Linked DNA regions of Homo sapiens: region 1 is linked to region 2. The links are chromatin loops, found by intact Hi-C in ENCODE. Cell type or tissue: mesothelial cell of epicardium. All regions are shown on one strand. Links, peaks and the distances in the headings refer to the core of each region. The heading gives the core; the rest is flanking DNA.

Evidence for each region. Hi-C counts contacts between places; a loop is a spot of excess contacts. Peaks named below come from ENCODE experiments on the same cell type or tissue, not always from the same donor. Only the 100,000 strongest peaks of a DNase experiment are listed, where the experiment ranks them.
Region 1: it touches region 2 in a loop (4-fold over the local background); 10 of 110 quality-filtered maps call a loop at or near these places.

The regions. Positions count from the first base shown.
Region 1 is chr20:17,553,237-17,562,844 of GRCh38, reverse strand. It overlaps a transcript of BFSP1 not described here. Among named protein-coding and RNA genes, the nearest start is that of DSTN, 12 kb to the left of the region's middle. RefSeq lists an enhancer at 4,894-5,609. In mesothelial cell of epicardium, for the core only: no CTCF peak of the experiment used is centred there; a DNase peak (open chromatin) is centred at 5,734.
Region 2 is chr20:17,599,903-17,609,510 of GRCh38, reverse strand. DSTN (destrin, actin depolymerizing factor) reads right to left here. Exons shown (of 4, transcript NM_006870.4): 2 at 8,466-8,773; 3 at 4,880-4,956; 4 at 1-2,474. The coding sequence ends at 2,365. Among named protein-coding and RNA genes, the nearest start is that of DSTN, 35 kb to the right of the region's middle. RefSeq lists an enhancer at 6,512-7,013. In mesothelial cell of epicardium, for the core only: no CTCF peak of the experiment used is centred there; no DNase peak of the experiment used is centred there.

The DNA.
Region 1 (9,608 bases), core at 1,156-9,155, 47 kb after region 2:
CCAAGGGCCCTGGCATCTATTTTAGGAAAAGGCTAAATATGTTTAAGTATATTTGTGGGAAGGATACAGTACCACATGGTGACATTATTGATTTCTCTATTAGTCGTTATGGTAGAGTAAAAATCATATACCACTATTTTATAACATTAAAGGTTGACCAATTATGTATGTTTTTCAGATAATAGCATGCTTCTTGAGTTAAACAGTGAGAAAATGGAGTACAAAGTAGTACAATTATCTCAACCAGTGGTTCTTAGTCCCTCTTAGGCCATATATATTCCCTTTGGGATTCTTTTTTTTTTTTTTTTTTTTTTTTTTGAGACAGAGTCTCACTCTGTTGCCCAGGCTGGAGTGCAGTGGCGTGATCTTGGCTCACTGCAACCTCCACCTCCCAGGCTTAAGCAATTCTCTTGCCTCAGCCTCCCGAGTAGCTGGGATTACAGGTGCGTGCCACCACGCCTGGCTAAGTTTTTGTATTTTTTAGTAGAGATGGGGTTTCACCATGCTGGCCAGGCTGGTCTCAAAACTCCTGACCTTGTGACCGCCTGCCTTGGCCTCCAAAGTGCTGGGATTACAGGCGTGAGCCATCGCTCCCGGCCTGGGATTCTTATAAAAAGTATAAATCCTCCGGGCGCGGTGGCTCATGCCTCTAATCCCAGCACTTTGGGAGACCGAGGCGGACCGATCACGAGGTCAGGAGTTCGAGACCAGTCTGGCCAACATAGTGAAACCCCATCTCTACTAAAAATACAAAAAATTAGCCAGATGTGGTAGTGTGCGCTTGTAATCCCAGCTACTTGGGAAGCTGAGGCAGGATAATCGCATGAACCCAGGAGGCAGAGGTTGCAGTGAGCCGAGATCGCGCCGTCATACTCCAGCCTGGGTGACAGTGTAAGACTCCATCTCAAAACAAAACAAATTAAAAAAAAGTATAAAACCTCTCTCTAGAAAGACGGACATTTGTTTCTACTCACAAAGCTTGGCCTATAACCTTAGGGAGCTCATGAACTGCCCTGAAGCCCATCTAATAAATTAAATATTTCAAGAAAGTTTTTGGGAAATGTTCTAAAAAGCAAATCCAGTGCAAGGATAAATGAACAGTCCCACGGTTCCTTGCATACACACATACACACATCAAGGTCAGAGTGGGCATCACACCTCTCATCAACACAGAGCCTTTCAGAACTTTATAAAATATAGCATTTTGTAAAACACAAACGGTCTGAACAATACATGCAGAAATGCAGCCTGTTTTTATTCATTCATTCAGCACTATATCCTGGGGATCTCTCCAAGTTGTCTTCCATTTTTCATAAGCATGATACATTCTTTTTTTTTTTTTCTTTGAGGCGGAGTTTCGCTCTGTTGCCTGGGCTGGAGTGCAGTGGTGCGATCTGGGCTCGCTGCAACCTCTACCTCCCGGGTCCAAGCGATTCTCCTGCCTCAGCCTCCCGAGTAGCTGGGATTACAGGCACCCACTACTACGCCCAGCTAATTTTTTTGTATTTTTAGTACAGACGGGGTTTCACTGTGTTAGCCAGGATGGCCTCCATCTCCTCACCTCGTGATCTGCCTGCCTTGGCTTCCCAAAGTGCTGGGATTACAGGCATGAGCCACCATGCCCAACCTCCATGATACATTCTTTTTACACTTCTGATCCGGTTGTTGTACTTCCGGAGAAAGAAAAATGAACCACAAAATATTCAGAAAGGGGAAAACAAGGAAATCAAGCATTTTTTTAAGGATAGATGAAATGAGTTCAGACTCTTCAGCATGTAGGATTGAGTGTAATCACAAGTCATAAAATCATGAAGGATAGGAATGAAGAGACTAGAAATTTCACAGTAAACCTTAACATGTAAAAACAAGAGAGTTTTTCTAAAAGCTCAGAATAAGTCACTTTAGAAAAAATGAAAGGACTGTTTCACACGGTGGTTAAGAAAGGGAGGAAAGTGACAGTCAGAGGAGGAAAAAGCATGTCACAGACAGCAATGGGCTGGTTGTGGCAAGCTCTCTGGTTGGGACTCATTTTTCCCCAGCTCGTCCCATTATTCCCTGCAGACTTCTGCCTCACCCGCTGCAACTACAGGGCAGGAAAAACTCAGAACCAGCAAAGCGCCCACCCCAGAGGCTGCCAGGTAATGTCAGGGCAGTGCTGAAGCCCTGCTGGGATATGGAGGTGATACCAGTGCATGCAGGTGGGCAACTTGTTTATATTCACAATGGGAAGCCACTGTCAAATCTAACTGAACATTTTTTCATTTAGATTTGAGGATGTTTCCTGAGGTCCTACTGTGTGCCAGCTGCGGCCATGTTAGCTACCAGGAATATGAAGATGAATAAGGAGATCACAAGTGAAAACAGAAATGCCAAGATAAACTTGGCCCAAGTTCCCTTGGGAATTCTCAGGATCCTACCTGGTGCAGCAGATCACACCAGGGAGATGTTACTGGATCTTTGATGAGTGGAGCATCCACAGAGGAAGGAAGTGAGTGTTTGTTAATGACATCATTCGTCACTTATGTTGGCAAATATGAATATGGAAGAGATGGCTGGAGGGTTTATTCAAAGTTGGATATTTGGAGGAAGAGAATGCCTGATGTCCTACCAAAAAAAATTAGACCCTATGGACCAAGATACATAAGATAGATGTAGATATGTAATGGGTTTCCTCCCTGTTTTTTTATTTTCTTTGGGGTCTGCTCTGGCTTACCTCCTAATTTTCCTGTCTTCTCGGGGGTAGCAGGAGGGATGTCAAATGATGGTTCAGCCAAAGAAACCCAGCTCTTCCTGATGAGGGAACTCTGAGTTGTATTCAAGGAAAACAAACACCAAAAACAGATAGCCAAAGGCCAATGGTCATGATTTGAAATTTGAGTGCCTTTTACTGTAACTGTTTTGCTCCAATATTTCCACTGCCAGTCCTTCGGTGAGGTATTTGACTCTAGATAAGAGGTCCCCAACATTTTTGGCATCAAGGACTGGTTTTGTGGAAGACAATTTTTCCACAGACGGGGTGGCAGGGGGATGGTTGGCGGGGGATTGGTTTCAGGATGAAACTGTTCCATCTCAGATCATCTGGCATTAGTTAGATTCTCACAAGGAGCGTGCAACCTAGATTCATTGCATGCACAGTCCACAATAGGGTTCCCACTCCTATGAGAATCTAATGCCGCCGCTGATCTGACAGGAGGTGGAGCTCAGGTGGTCATGCTCACTCGCCGCATTCCTAACAGGCCACAGACCAATACTGGTTCATGGCCCAGGGGTGGGGACTCGTGCTCTGGATGACACAAATTCTAGTCTTGCCTAGCCCTACTGTTAAGTAGCCATAGGACCTCTGCAAGGTGCACCCCTTTGGGACTCCTTGTCCTCACCTGTAAACTCAAGATGTTGACTAATTTGACCCTTTTAACTCTAAAAGGTGATGCTTGCACTCCACAGAAGAGATACTGAGTGCCTGGCACAGTCTTAGCAATTCGTGAAGTATCCTGTTCTAGTAATACTAACGCAGTCTCTTAAATTTTGATTTATAAACTCTAGGCCTTGGGCTCTAGACAAAACAGGGCTCTAGAGGACTTGTTTTTGTTGTTGTTGTTGTTGTTGTTTTTTAATGGCAAAAGCAATAAATTGCTGTAGTTTTCTAGATTGTAGACTTAATGTGGTTCTCCCAACTATCCATGTCTGGGCAAAGGGAGCTGATTGACACAAGAGATCAAACAGCATTAGCTTCAACATCCTTACGTGTAAATGAGGCAAACAACATCACATCTTGCAATTGGTCCTGCTTTTTTTTTTTTCTTTACTCTTCTTTTTGGAAGGGGGAGTGGAGGTGAGTGGTCACTAAATTCAGGCCCAGTCATTAAGAGGTGGTCCCCTAGTAAAATTTTCCATGCTGGAAGTGGAAGGAATTGCTTGCTCATTTATATTCTCTATCCTGTGGAAAGCCTTCCCTCCCACCCCTTGAGCCAGTGAGTCACTTCCTCTCTGCAAACCTCTAAAGCCTCCTTTCTTTCTCAGCCCAGACCTGGCCCTCTGGAGAGGGTTTTGGAGTCCTGGGTAGGCAGGGTACCTCAGGCAGCAGGCAGCACACCTTGGATGTGAGCTGAATGGATTTTCAAATTTCACAGAAGGAGCCTCCATGCTGGAGAAAGTATGTAAGTGTTCTGATAAACGGCAAGTGTTGGATTCTAGGTTTAGCATTTTTTCTTTTTGCTTTAAAGAACTCTAGGAAAGAAACTCCCGTAGAAGGTACAGCAAGCGGGTTGCACATTTGTTTTATGACTCATGGAAATTTCTAAAATGATAAATATTGGCTCAGTAGTAGTCTGACATAAGACACACTCAACTAAAGCACCATGGTTACAAGAAACAAGAAGTGCATATTCGGTAAATAAAGTGTGGCTCCACTTCCAAAAGCTTTCAGAGAAAAAAGAGCAGCACGCAAGGCCTGGATTCTTGAGTTTCCCTTCTTGAACGGCCAAAGTTCCATTTGTTTTTCCCAAGGCCAGAAACTTCCCTGAGATGACTGCAGTGTCTTCCCAGTCAGGAAGCCATTTTAAATGGTTTGGGTGCTATACTTTATTCAGTCCAGAGTCTTTTTGGCTAATGTAATGAAAAAATTTTACGCATCATAAAAATTAATGAGGTTGAAGAGACAAGTATTTTTCTCCTAAAAAAAAAAAGGAAAATAAATATTTTTCTTGCTGAGTAAAACCCCCCCCCATCTTTGTGTGTATAAGATGCTAGCCATCTTGGAGAGATGTAAGGAATCTGGAATATCAGCTTTTCAGATGAAGTTTAGAGAATGTGAGCCACAAATAATGGCTGGGGTCCTCCTGAGTCGAGTTTTTATTTCTTATGAAACAAAGTCAGCATTACTTTAACTTCTCATGAGCTGATTTTAGTTTCTAAAGAAAATATAATAGACTAAAATTCATACCCAATGAAAAGGCCATTGTATCCACTTACTAACAGCTGGGAGTGAGCAGCTTGGATCTGCCTTTCAGCTGGGTTTTCCTGCATAACAGGTTTATTAACAGAGCAGCGTGACTCACAAGCAGTGTTCTTTAGAATCACCCCCCAACACACACACTGGAACCACGATAAACACTTGGTAAGGAGGATCAATCACAAAATAAACTGAGGAAAGACTCAGGCTACAATTCTATGCTTCAAATAAAACAGCAAAAGAGACTGTTAGGCGCATGAAGGTCCCAGGCAAGAGACCTGGAAGAAGGCACCAAATCTGAAAAGGTGATTCAGTAAGTTAGCTGGGTCATGCCGGCAACCCTCCTACAACCACTCATGGATATATGGACTTCCCTTGAGCCAGGAGGGCCCAGGACTGAGTCACTAGAATACGTTGTAGGGGACATAGGGGGGCAGAGAAAGCTAAAGCCATTCTGTAAGCTCCTGCAGAGAAGCCCCCTTGAGGTAGGGGAGAGATGAGGTGCCCCCCATGGTCTGCAACACCAGTGCAGGTGGGAAGGGATATGCAATGAGGCGCTGTATTCAAAGGCCCTTTGACCCAGCTGCTGGGAAGCGTATCTCAAATTTCTCCAAAGAGAAACTGCGAGGGCCAGATTATTCAGAGAGATTGACGTGGGACCTGGTATCAATGCTGCAGAAACGGACTTCTCCTTTGCACGGCCTGGCCCTCTGTATTTGCCCTCCCTTTGCTTTTCCACTCATCTTATATTAATCAGTGTTGCAACAGGAGGGAGCTCTCCCCACCAGTGAGGCAGTGGCAGGAGTGTCTCTGCAGGTAGCCAAGGTGATGCTGGCAGCCAGGGAGGCAGCAGTTGGGATAGCTCTGGCAAGATCACCTCGCTGGCTGCCAGGGAGAGAGCCTGGGCCCTGAGCCAGGACACGGATGGGCCTGGATCATTCTGCTGTGAGCCAAACACCATTAAAAATAATTTCAGAAGGGAAACCACTTTGGTGCATTTTTTCTGGCTATTAAAAAAATACAGATTTATCAGGGGAAAAAAATGTTGAAAATGTCTAAGAAAGAAAATAAATGTTCCCTATTAATTTTCCTGCCACATATTTATATAATAATAAAGAGGTCGTTTTAAAAAATTTAATTATATAAATTATCTGGGAATGTCTTCTTATTAAAAAAAAAACTCTGGGTAGAAAAATGTCACCTTCACTCCCCTGCAATTCTTTCCCTCCTCACCAAATTTAAGCTCTACTACTGGTTTAAAATGTGCAGAACAAAGTCTGTCCTTCCAGGTTTTGCTTATTTACACACACGATAGATAGATAGATCAATAGATAGTAATAGATAGTTTTGTGTTCCTGTGTTTTTTTATTATTATTTTTAATTTTTTCTTTTTTAGAGATAGGCTGTCAGTCTGTCACCCAAGCTGGAGTGCAGTGGTGTGATCATTAACTCACTGCATCCTCAAACTCCTGGGTTCAAGAGATCCTTCCACCTCAGTCTCCCAAGTAGCTGGGAATACAGGCACACACCACCATGCCCAGCTAACTATTGTATTTTTTTGTAGAGTCTTGCTATGTTGCCCAGGCTGGTCTCAAATTCCTGGCCTCAAGCAGTCCTCTCGCCTTGGCCTCCAAAAGTGCTGGGGTTACAGGCACGAGCCACTGCACCCGGCTGATGATTGTATTTTAAATTTTGCTTAAGAAAGCCTTTCTACCACCAAGATTTCATTTGGAATTAGTTTTATATATTGTGAGATACCTAACTTTATTTTTTCTCAAATATATATCCATTTTCCCCAAAACTTTTTGTCTAACTAGCTTATCCTTTCCCATTGGTATAAAATGTCATTTTTACCATCTATTCCATTCCCATGTAGAAATGGACCAACATGGGTCTATTGCTTGCTCTATTCTCTCCACTGATTTCTTCATTCTTATACAAATATCACCTTTTTCATTACTCTGGCTCTATTGTATATTTTAAATATTTGATGGGCCCTTGTTCTTCTTGTAAAAATTGTCCTTAGTTATCCTTATACATTTTCTCTTTCATATGAATTTGACAATCTTCTTGTGAAGTTCTATTTAAAAATCTTGATGGTATTTGATTGGTATTGCACAGTTTTTAATCATCAATTTGTGGGGAATCCATTATCTTTACAATATTGATTCTTTTCACCTGTGAACATGGCATGTTTCTGTAATTCTTATTGTTTTGTTTGTTTATTTTGTTTTGTTTTTTGAGACAGGGTCTCATTCTGTTGCCCAGGCTGGAGTGCAGTGGCACAATCTCAGCTTACTGCAACCTCTGCCTCCCGGGTTCAAGCGATTCTCATGCCTCAGCCTCCCAAGTATCTGGGATTACTGGTGTGGGCCACCATGCCTGGCTAATTTTTCTATTTTTAGTAGAGACAGGACATCACAATGTTGGTCAGGCTGGTGTCCAACTCCTGACCTCAGGTGATCTGCCCACCTTGGCCTCCTACAGTGCTGGGATTACAGGCATGAACCACCACTGCCGGCCATGTTTCTGTAATTGTTTGGGCATTCCTTTGTGACTCTCAGTAAAACTTTGTACTATTCTTTTTTTTTTTTTTTTTTTTTTTGTGAGATAGGATCTCACTCTGTCACCCAGGCTGGAGCGCAACAGCACGAACACAGCTCACTGCAGCCTCAAGAGATCCTCCTGCCACAGCCTCCCATGTAGCTGGGACCACAGGCATGCACCACCATGCCTGGCTAATTTGTTTTAATTTTTTGTAGAGACAGGTTCTCACTTTGTTGACCAGGCTGGTTTCAAACTCCTGGGCTGATGTGATTCTCCCACCTCGGCCTCCCAAAGTGCTGGGATTACAGGCATGAGCCACTGCACCTGGCCTACTTTTCTTCATGTAGAGTCTATGCATGGCTTAATTAGATTATTTCAAGGTATTTTGTGATTTTTAGTTAATTATAATTCATTATTGTTTATTAAAGACAAACATTTGATTTTGTTTATTAGTCTTATAGCCAGCCATCTTACTGAGCCCTCATTAATTCTAATACTTTTCCTCTTAATTTTCTTAGACGTTATGGGAATGAGATATAAGCAACAAATGAGAGTTCTATTTCTTTGTTTCTAATTTTTATAACTAATTTCTAATTCTTGTCATTGCATGGGTTAGGTTTGGAAGCATAATGCTGACTGGTGGCGATCCTTATCTTGTTCCTGACTTTGGTGGAAAAGCATCTAATATTCCATCATCTGTTCTGCTCTTTCTGTTAGGCTTCTGGCAGATATCCTTTAATATGTCAAATAAATTTCTTGTCTTATTTTTGTAAGACTTTTCATCAGTGGTGGGTATTTAGTTTCATTAACTAGGTGTTCCCCTCCTTTAATTTGTTAATGTAGTAAATTATATTAATGGATTCGCTAATGCCAAACAATTGTGGCCTTCTATGATACATTCTGCTCGGGCTTGAGGTGTGTTCTCTGGAACTACTGCTAGATATGGTTTATTAGTCATTTACTTAGGATCTTTACATTTATTTTCACAAGGAAGGCCTATGTTTTATTTTGGTTTTGTGTTTGTGAAAACACAAAATAAAGAATAAATTGGGACTATTTCCTTCTTTGCCTTTTCTCTGAACAAGTTATATAAGGCAAGACTTACCTGTACCTTAAAGCTTTGATAGTATTGGCCTGAGAAACCAGCAGGTCCTTAGACCTGATCTTAAACATAAATCTAACAAAGTCAGCCTTAAACTAATTTTTATATTTTCTTTTGTTCTTCTCAAGTTTTCTATTTCTTGAGTCAACTTTGGCACTTTGTCTTTTTTTCTAGAAAATCATGCATTTTATGTAGATTTTAAATTTGGGGGACATAATACTGTACATAATAGTTTCTATTCCCTAATGCTAAAAATATGCCATCTGCAACTGTAGTTTAATTATCTTTGTGCCAAAGATAATTAAATTGTGACTTCTCTTGTATTTACTCAGACTTGCCATCAGAAATATATATGTGTGTATATATATATATGTATATATATGTGTATATATATGTATATATATGTGTATATATATATATGTGTGTGTGTGTGTGTGTGTGTGTGTGTGTATATATATATATATATATGTTTATATATTTTTAACAGGTCTTTTCAAAGATCCCAATTCTAACTGGTATAAGATGAGCTCTCTACTAATAAATCCGAAAGGCCTTGATGATCACCTTATCTAAAGTAGTTTGCCACCCCACTTGCCTCCACTGTCTATCCTCTTTCTGTTCTGTATGATTTTTGAAGCACTTATCAGCAACTGACACACTGTATATTTGTTTAGTTGTTTACTGTCTCTTTAACCCTAATAGAATATCTGCTCCATAAGTATAGGTACTTTGTTTTCTTCATCACTGAATTGCCAATGAATTTTTCGAATGTCACTTGGCACATAGATGATAAACACTAAATATTTGTTGAAGTTGTTGATTGAAGTAATTGTTCTTTCATTGAGGATTTTTGTTTTTGTTTTTTTGTCTACCCTGTGAATTTTATTCCATGGATTTTAGTTGTTCTTGTTGAGTTTGGCATTTCATCCTCATAGTTTCTTCCCCACCACTTTCCTGAAACTGCTTTTACTCATATGACCATGGAACGTCACATTGCTAAATCCAATG
Region 2 (9,608 bases), core at 1,167-9,166:
CACACTTAAGCCAACACCACAGGAAAAATCTCCTTCTAAAACTCCTTGACCAAATATCTTGCTTTACCTACATGGCTGACTTTTGAGTACGGCAGTCTTGGGCTTATGGCACTTCCCTGGAGGCCTGTTAATCACAATCACTAGCAGGACACAGTGGCTCACACCTGTAATCACAGCACTTTAGGAGGCCAAGGCAGGAGGCTTGCTGGAGCCCAAGAGTTCAAGGATGCAGTGAGTTATGATTGCACCACTGCACTCTAGCCTGGGGGAAAGAGTGAGACCCTGTCTCAAAAAACAAAACCCACACTAAAAGCATTGCTACAAAGTAAAGAAACAAGCAATTCAGGATGAATGACAAGCAGCCAGCACTATTTTCTAGACAATTCCAAAATATTTTGATTAAAGCATAATCTTGTCTCACAAACACCTGGCATGTGGATCAACATTAAAATGTTCCCCACCCTAGACTGCACTTAAACCTAGTGGCATAGCCTACTACACACCTAGGCTGTATGGTAGAGCCTATTACTCCTAGACCACAAACCTGGACAGCACGTTACTATACTGAATACTGTCGGCAACTGTAACACAATGGTATTTGTGTATCTAATTACAGTAGAAAATACATTATAATTGTATGGGACCACCATAGTATATGCAGTCTTTGACATGTAATAATGCACAGCTGTGTATCAAAATGCTAACCATGTGATGGCATGTGGTAGGACAATGTATAATTTCCCTTTTCTCTATTTTCTAAATTTTAAATGTGAATTTATAATTTTGTATAATATTTATTACACTTATAGTGTAATAAACATTGAAAACGTTCCCAACTTTTACACCAACTTTCTTATTCACCAGAGGGAGTTGTGACTTTTTTTTTTTTTTTTGAGACAAGGTCTTGCTCTGTCATCCAGGCTGGAGTACAGTGGCACGATCTCAGCTCACCTCCTGGGCTCAAGTGATCCTCCCACCTCAGCATCCAAAGTAGCTGGGACTACTGACGTGCACCACCACACCCGGCTAATTTTGTTTATTTTTAGTAGATGAGATCCCACTATGTTGCCCACGCTGATTGTCAAACTCCTGGCCTCAAACTATCCTCTTGCCTCGGCCTCCCAAAATGCTGGGATTACAGGAGTGAGCCACCACACTCAGCCAACCTTAACTCTTAATTATTGGAAATACCCAAACCTCAATGCCTTACCCCATATGGAAGGCAAAATCCTGTATTCCCAATTCACACATGAAAATTACACGAGAGGTAAGTCAAAAATGCTTCCTTTATTACATAAAGCCAATACTGCTACTTCTAAGTTCAACTGTTTGTGCATCTCTATATCGTTCAAAGTGTTACGCCCGTGATATTAACAATGACCGCTTCCAAGTGTCAGTGAACAGTGGCTCCCTGTGAGTGTCATCATGGTACCTCTCCCCATTGCACACAAGTCAACAAACTGCTCTAGAAAGTTAAGTTCTCCCAGGCCCAGAGTAAACATATACTCAATATTCTTCCATACTTTATTATACCATAAGAAGCAAACTTCTGAAGGAGATACAATTAAAGATACCACAGGTGTCCTAGCTTGTCAATATTCTGTTTTATCATTTTCATTAACAAAGCAGATTACAATGTAGCCCTAATTTGCATTATAATTAGTTGTTACAAGACACTGCACATTCTCCTGAAGACACACAATGATTTCCAAGATGCCAGGTCACTCTTCCAATCAGTGAATGGCGAGCTCACTGGCAGGTGCAGGGCTACTTCCTGTATTCCAATGATGTGCCTGAAATAGCGCTTTGCAAGATGAGCGTGGATTATGTGGACACAATTTTGAGGCAATCTCCATTACACATTTGGTAGAAGACTGCCTAACTTAATCTTACTATTAGTGTATTAGTGTTGTTATATTATGAAGACATATTATATTCCATTATTCTGCTTAGCTCAAGGAAGAATAAAGAATTTGGACCAAAATTATAACCAGATTATGAGCAATTTCCTAAGCAAAAGAAACAAAGTAAATGCTGAGGTTAATAAAGATGTAATAATTCTCTTCACATGGCCTTTACTGTTTGTGAACTGTGTAATTTAAAATCCTGAGCTTAACAAAAATCTTTATAAATCAACTCATCAAAACAGGCATTTGGCCAATAAGAATTTAATTTCACATCAATAAAACTTTAGACTTTAGATTTATTTAGGGCTGTTTGCATATGTTTATAGAATAGTTTACTCTAAAAGATGACAAGACAGCTCCCCCTCAGTGAGACCCTGGCCTAAATATATTTGCTTTATTTATATAGCAAGAGGATAACATTAAACATGGAAGCTTTCAATTTGTGGCACTGAATAATCTACACAGGGCATCCTTCAAAGGCTACAATTAAGGATCCACCTAACTTTTCAGCAATACAAGCCCGATTGAGATCTTCTGGTCCATTTGCTTGACATTCATGTTTTATGCCTAGAGAGAAAAAACAACACTTCTATTTACAATTATGGCAGCAGTTTACCTCTTTCTCTAAGATAACCAAACTTTTAAAAGACCAGTTCTAATCTGGATAAACTGGGGTATATACAAACACGGAATACTACACAGTAACGAGAAAAAATAATTGTAACTACATGCATCAAGATAGATGGGCCTCACAAACAGCATTCACTGAAAGAATCCAGATTTAAAATGCATATATTCTATTATATATATAGGTATAGCATACAAAATCAGCCCACGCTAACTTACGCTGTTAGAAGCCAGGGTGCTGGCTACTTTGAGGAGGAAGGGGCAGGCAGAAGTGCTATGAATTGAAGGGAACAGCACCAGGGAGGCTTCTGGGGTGCTGGTCATTAGATTAAGAAATAACCATTATGTTCACTCTGAAAAATTCAACACATTCTACAATAATTTGTGACATACACTTTTCTAAAGATATGTTGTACTTTGCTAAAAAGCTAAAAGGCAGGTCTAGTAAGAAAATTTTCTTGGTTTTTAAAACATAAAAATACAAATGATTTTTGATTGCACAGTTGATTTTGTCAACTGTATTGAAAAGTAAACAGCTGGCTCTTCAATGGTATTACACTACACATTTATGAAATCGATCACAATGAAAACTATGTGAAATATGTTACTGATTGCTTTCTTAGAACAATTACACTACCACAATGCAAAAACGAGCTCAATTATGGATTACATACAGTAGCTTCTCTGTAAATGGCCACTGTCTTTTAAATAGCTGCATGGTTATTCCCATCATTTAAAGACCATTATTTCTCAAGCTGCTGAAAGCACAGCAGGTCAGCTTTTGAACTACTCAGGACTGATCTGAGAAAGACAGTGGATGCTTTCATTAGAAAAAAGGCAGCATGGTCACTATCTTTTTTTTTTTTTTGAGACAGAGTTTTGCTCTTATTGCCCTGGCTGGAGTGCAATGGTGCGATCTCAGCTCACTGCAACCTCTGCCTCTTGGGTTCAAGCATTCTTCCTGCTTCAGCCTCCCAAGTAGCTGGGATTACAGGCATGTGCCACCACGCCCGGCTAATTTTTTTTTTGTATTTTTAGTAGAGACAGGGTTTCACCATGTTGGTCAGGCTGGTCTCGAACTCCTGACCTCAGGTGATCCACCTGTCTTAGCCTCCCAAAGTGCTGGGATTACAGGCATGAGCCACCACACCCAGCCGGCCACTATCTTTTAGTATCACCAAATCAAGTGTGCAAAGCAATTCCCTTTACTGAAAGGCAATGCAGAATAAAGATAATAAGGAATCCACTGTGAACCTTTTGGTTGGGCTGGGAAAGTGTTGAAGCTAAAGGATTTAAAAGTGTCAGTTAGCAACCCAGTGACACACTTCTGGGGGTTGCCAAACATCAAACCAAATGCACGAAGAACCTGACCCAGCAATAAACTATGCAGCAGCAAGGCTCGGGAAAGGAAGCAAGAATTTTTTTTTCCGAACTAAGTAAAACAGGCTAGGGCAAACCTGTTCTACCATGAAAATATAAAAACCAGTGACAGTAAAACAAACAAAACAAAATCAACATCAGGCCAAGCCCTTGTGACCTTGGCTCACTCAGCTGTTTGGAAACAGCCATGGCAGGAAGGTGGCAGGGCAAACTCTTAAACTAAAACTCACACATGAGACCAAGTCTCCCCTTCTACAGCTGAGAGAATCAAGGCCCATGGAGGTTAAGCAGTTCTGGCCAAGGCCACACAGCAGTTAGACAGGCTTCGCCCTCAGTGCAGGCCTTTGGGCACTTGCCCCATGCACGTTCTTTCCATCATACCAACATTTTCTCCTGGCTGAAGTCTGGCCAGGCCATCTCATCAGGATCCCAATCACCCAGTGGCAAGTCAAATACAACTGACCAGCTCAGGAGTGGGTGCACTTTCCTTGGGACACAGATGAATTAATTACCTAAAATCATGCCATTCAACAGTAAAGCTGGAGAAAAGAGCATCCTTTCTCATTTAGGTACATTTCCTTTTTGCAACTTTATTATAACAACTACATTCAAAGGCAAGAGCAAATTTACTATTATGTCCAATGTTAAACAATCAGTCTCCACCTCCTACATGAGAAAACTGGTAGCACCTCAAACTAGTTTAAAACCAGCCTGAATAAACGATATATATAGACAATGTCAAGGGTATAGTTATTAAACACAGGCTGGGCAGACCCAGAGCAACCAGCACAAAGCAGAAGATACATGGAAAGTCAAATTCAGTCTTCTGCTTTTCTCAAAACAAGTAACACTTCTCCCTTGTGCCCGAAGCTCTGCAAAAAAATAAGGTGCTTCTCAGAAAAGGTGCTGCCCCATTCTGAGTGTTCACCATACCTCTACATATTCAGAGGTCATCTAGAACATACCTTGAAATTTCTTTTTAATTGCATCCTTGGAGCTTGCATAGATCATTTTACTTTTCAGAGGTGCTAGTTCTGGTGCCCTAGATAGAAAGATGCCAAAAATGAAAAAAGTGGTTTAGAGAAAGTATAACTTGCAACTTGTTAAACATTTGCTTGTGTAAACATTTGCTGAGAATCCTCAGACTCTCCTGAGATATTTTTTCTTAACTGCACATTTTTTCTACCTCCCCAGCAGCTCAGAGAGGAAATGCTACAGATAGGCATATGCAGAATCACTCAGGTTGACCAGGGTGGGAAAAAAGAAGAGAACCACTGGTGGCAAAAGACAATCACCAATTAAAAATCAGATTACAGTCGCCATAATGAAAGAACCAACACTGAGTACTTCACTGTATAACCCAATTCTTTTTCTTCAGAATATTTTTCATTATTATTAATAAGGGATTGGATTCAGGCTAATATTTACACAAGGTTTTTGACAGTTTTTCTAGTTGGAAAAAAGTTTTAAAATACATAAAAGTACAGAGAATAATCCGTAAGTACGTGTGACCCAGAATTAAATGCTAATATTTTGGCACCTTTGCTTCAGATTGTTTTCTAAAAAAGAATAAATCAAAAACTTAAAAAAAAGGACAAAAAAGAATAAATTACAAATAAAAGTCCTTTTCTTAGACTTCCCCAGTCCCTTCATCTATTCCAATAGCAGGTTTTGATCCCACAGGTACTTGTTTTCTTAGTCTAACATAACAATACATGTTTAATTACAGATCTGGGCATCCACGTTTCAATAATTCTCTGGAAAAAAATATTAAATCCACTTGTATAATCTCATGATTCTAAAGATTTCTAAATGGCAACTCACCAATAATTATGTCTTAACTGTCAATATTATTACTATCTTTTTATATTTATAACATTGGAGCACGTTCTCCCTCTTGAAGGGAAGCGTGTTAGAAGCACAGCATATGTGTCACAGCACCTTCAGCAGCAACACTGAAGAATAAGGATGATTAGTAACGGACAGAAACCCTCCCACTCAGACTGCTTGCACGGAGGTCCTTCTTTCCTCTGTACGCCAACCCATAGGCCCACCTCCATGCCACACTGCTAAAATATCACAGAGAAGATGCAGTACAGTAAGTCCACACTTAACATTGTCAATCAGTTCTTGGAGCCTGTGACTTAAAACAAAATGACATATACCAAAACCAGTATTTTTTTTTCTCAATGTTATAACAAAACTACATTGAAAGAAATGACGTTATTTGAGGACCTGGTGTATGTTGTTTTGCTTAAAGCTGTAGTTTCCAAGAGCCTACTGGAGGTCATTAAGATATTACGGTATAGCTAAATACTTCTGAGCATTTAATAATTCCATTTAGCTGCCATATTTCCAGGACATTCAACAGCCATGAGCACTGGCATGTGGACCTCACCTAGTGTACCCCTTACCCTAGTGAGCAGAGATTCCATTCTTGGGAAAAAGGGCAGTCTGTCTCTCAGAGGCTTATTCCTCCCAATCCTAAGGTCCAGGGAAGGAGGCAGAGCCATCACAACCTCAGGACTGGCAGATGTTTGAGCTACAGGGTGGGTACTTTTTATTTTTTATTTTTTTGAGGCGGAGTCTCGCTCTGTCACCCAGGCTGGAGTGCAGTGGCGTGATCTCAGCTCACTGCAACCTCTGCCTCCCAGATTCAAGCGATTCTCCTGCCTCAGCCTCCCGAGTAGCTGGAACTGCAGGCGTGTGCCACTATGCCCAGTTAATTTTAGTAGAGATGGGGTTGCACCATGTTGGTTGGCCAGGATGGTCTCGATCTCTTGACCTCGTGATCTGCCCACCTCCACCTCCCAAAGTGCTGAGATTACAGGCATGAGTCACTGCGCCCAGCAGAGTGGGTACTTTTGTTATGAAAATAGGTCAGAAACATAAAAAAGCATCAGCTGTTCTGCTTTTATTCTAACCAAATTGTTAAACTACTTTAAGAGCTGCTCCCTGGGCCATGGGCGGAGCTTGTTATAGAAAATGCCTTTAATAAGGTTCTACCTTTTCTTAAGTAACAGTGTAACAGTGCAAAATAAACCACTGCACTAACACTAAATTTCCTTTTCTTCTATTATTTTCCACATTTAAAAAAATAAGAATGCATACTTTTCATAATTACAAAATACATAAAAAGCAGAAAAAATACCTGCAAATTAAGGAAATACCGACCAATTTAAAAGCCTAAACCATTAGCTGGCCTGTCTGCCACTCAGCTGTGAATGCCAGAAGAGGAAGGACTTAACCTGTTTTATTCACAGCTGTTTTCCCAGGCCCTCGCACAATAGCTGGCGTGTAGTAGAAATAAAGTTCAGTAAATGCACCTTCATTCAAATCCTTGTTAATTTTCAGTCTTATGTACCAGCTTCAATGGACTCTAAGCTGCCTGAATACGTGCACCCTGACCTCATATTTGCATTCCTCACAGCAACTTGGTTTAATCAAGTGCAGTAAAAGCTTACTGAAATACAAGTGAGGTGTGACCTCGAGTTATCTTCCTTTTTAAACCACAATCCTCTGCATCTCCTACTCCCATATCCCTTTTACACTCCAAGCTATTGATGGCACATAGCTAAAAGCTAAGTCCCTCCCTGCCTTGCCCTGACTCAGGCCAAAGTATCAAGAGAATCCTTGCCCCTCTAAAAAAAAAAAAAAGAAAAAAATCAGGTAGTGTTACCATTTCTCCCTCCCCTTAGAAACTAAAGAATTCTACTCCTGGCCATATCAAGGAATGCAGTATAATATTCAATAAATGAGGGATCCAGGTGTAACTTTTTTCTAAAGCTTCATCTCAAATACCGACTTGCCTGAAAAGACCAGAATAACTAAACAACATTTCAAGAAAAAGGCCATAAAAATAACTTTATAGCCCTGTTTCACTATCTAAGAGTAACACTGCCCAACAGAGTTTTCTGCAATGATGGAAATGTTCTGTATCTGTGCTACTCAATAAGGTGGCCACTAGTCAGATGTGGCTACTGAGCATTTGAAATGTGGTAATTCATTCAGCTAACAAACTGAATTTTTAATTTTAAATAATTTAAATAGCCACATGTGGCTAGTGACTACACTACTAAACAGTGCAACTGTAGAGCAAATTATAGCAGGGAGGGAATGGTACCAATTTCTTCAAAAGTAGTAGACCACAGAGGCACAAGGAAGGGGTGTAATTTAAAAGAGTAGATAGAAGGCTGGTTCCTGGCATGGCTCGTTGGAAAAGTAGGGTTTTGGCTTATAAGTAAGAAAGTTAAAAGTAGTAGGAAATTTTAGCCTATAAAAGCAGTACATTCAGAGGATGCCTCCTGTCCTTTCCCCATTGAAAAAAAAAACAAAAACGGAGAGTCACATAACAAGTAGATAGAAAATAGTCAAAATTTAGTTTGGGTCCCATAAACATCAGCCCTGGTAACATTATGAAACCTGTAAATAAAAATTAAATGACAACAACTGCAAATAGTTTGAATAAAAATTACTTTGGTGCTGGAACTGGTCTTCCCGAGTGCTAACAAAATGAGTTTTACAGAGGCTCAATATTTCTAACATGCTTACCACAAAAAAAACATCAACTCTTCTTTTCTGGATTCTTTTGTTTCAAAGCTTGCATCATACAAAGCATAGCGACAATCTTTTTCAGGAAGCATTCCCACAAAATGCTTGAAAGGATCAGTTATGGTTACACCAACATCTCCAACCAAGATCTCTTTGCCTTCTTCTACAATGATGCACTTTTTGTCTGCACTGAGACAAAAAATGACAGCCTTCTTTCTTTTCTTGATTTCTTCTGGTGTGGAGCATTTACGAACTTTCATGTCATAAAAAATGCGACATACTTCATCAGCTACTTGCACTCCTGAGGCCTATGATGAGAAAATACATGAGAAAAAGACTTACAATTTTTATTGTGCCAAACATAAAATAATAAATTCTGCTTATAGATTGGCATATATTTAACATTTTAAAGGTATATCATCTAATTAAAAAACTAGAAATTTGAGCTGTAATCACTACTAATTTTAGACATCAAACTTTTTAAAAGATCACAAATATATGCCATTCCTCACTACTGCACAGGGGTAAGGAAACATTCAACTATAGCAGCCTCTCCTACCCTAGAACCTTAAAAGAAGTGTTTCCTAAGGTGCTGGGTTATTTTCTTCTTATACAGGTTGCTTAGAGCCTTGACTACAGGCAGATCATCTTCCCAGTGTGTATATTCATGATACCTAAAATTCCTTTTGTAATACACAGTAGCTGGTCATAGCTGCTAGACTGGGAAATTTCCATCCCTACAGCATCTCTTTCTCTAATAAAAAAAAAGATTTATTAAGAGGTCTTTGCTCTACTCACATTTCAAAATTATGTGATCAATATTCAGTATTAGTCACACTTGCCATTAAAATTTCACTTAAAAATTCCAAATTTTAAACTAAGATTAGAATAAATAAGAAAATGTCTACTGCTATAATAAAGAGGGTAGCTTAATTAGGGATTATACTGACCAGAAAAATTACCTTTCGCTATGTTATACTTGCTATTCTGGGCTGAAGGACAGTTAAACAAAATCTTGATAGCACAAGATCTTAAACCAGTTTTTAATTTTTTCATCTTGAGGAATGTGCTATTTACATTAACTTTATTATATCCATAATTGTTAATGCCTCATTAACTACTTTGTTTTGCATGTTAGCTTTT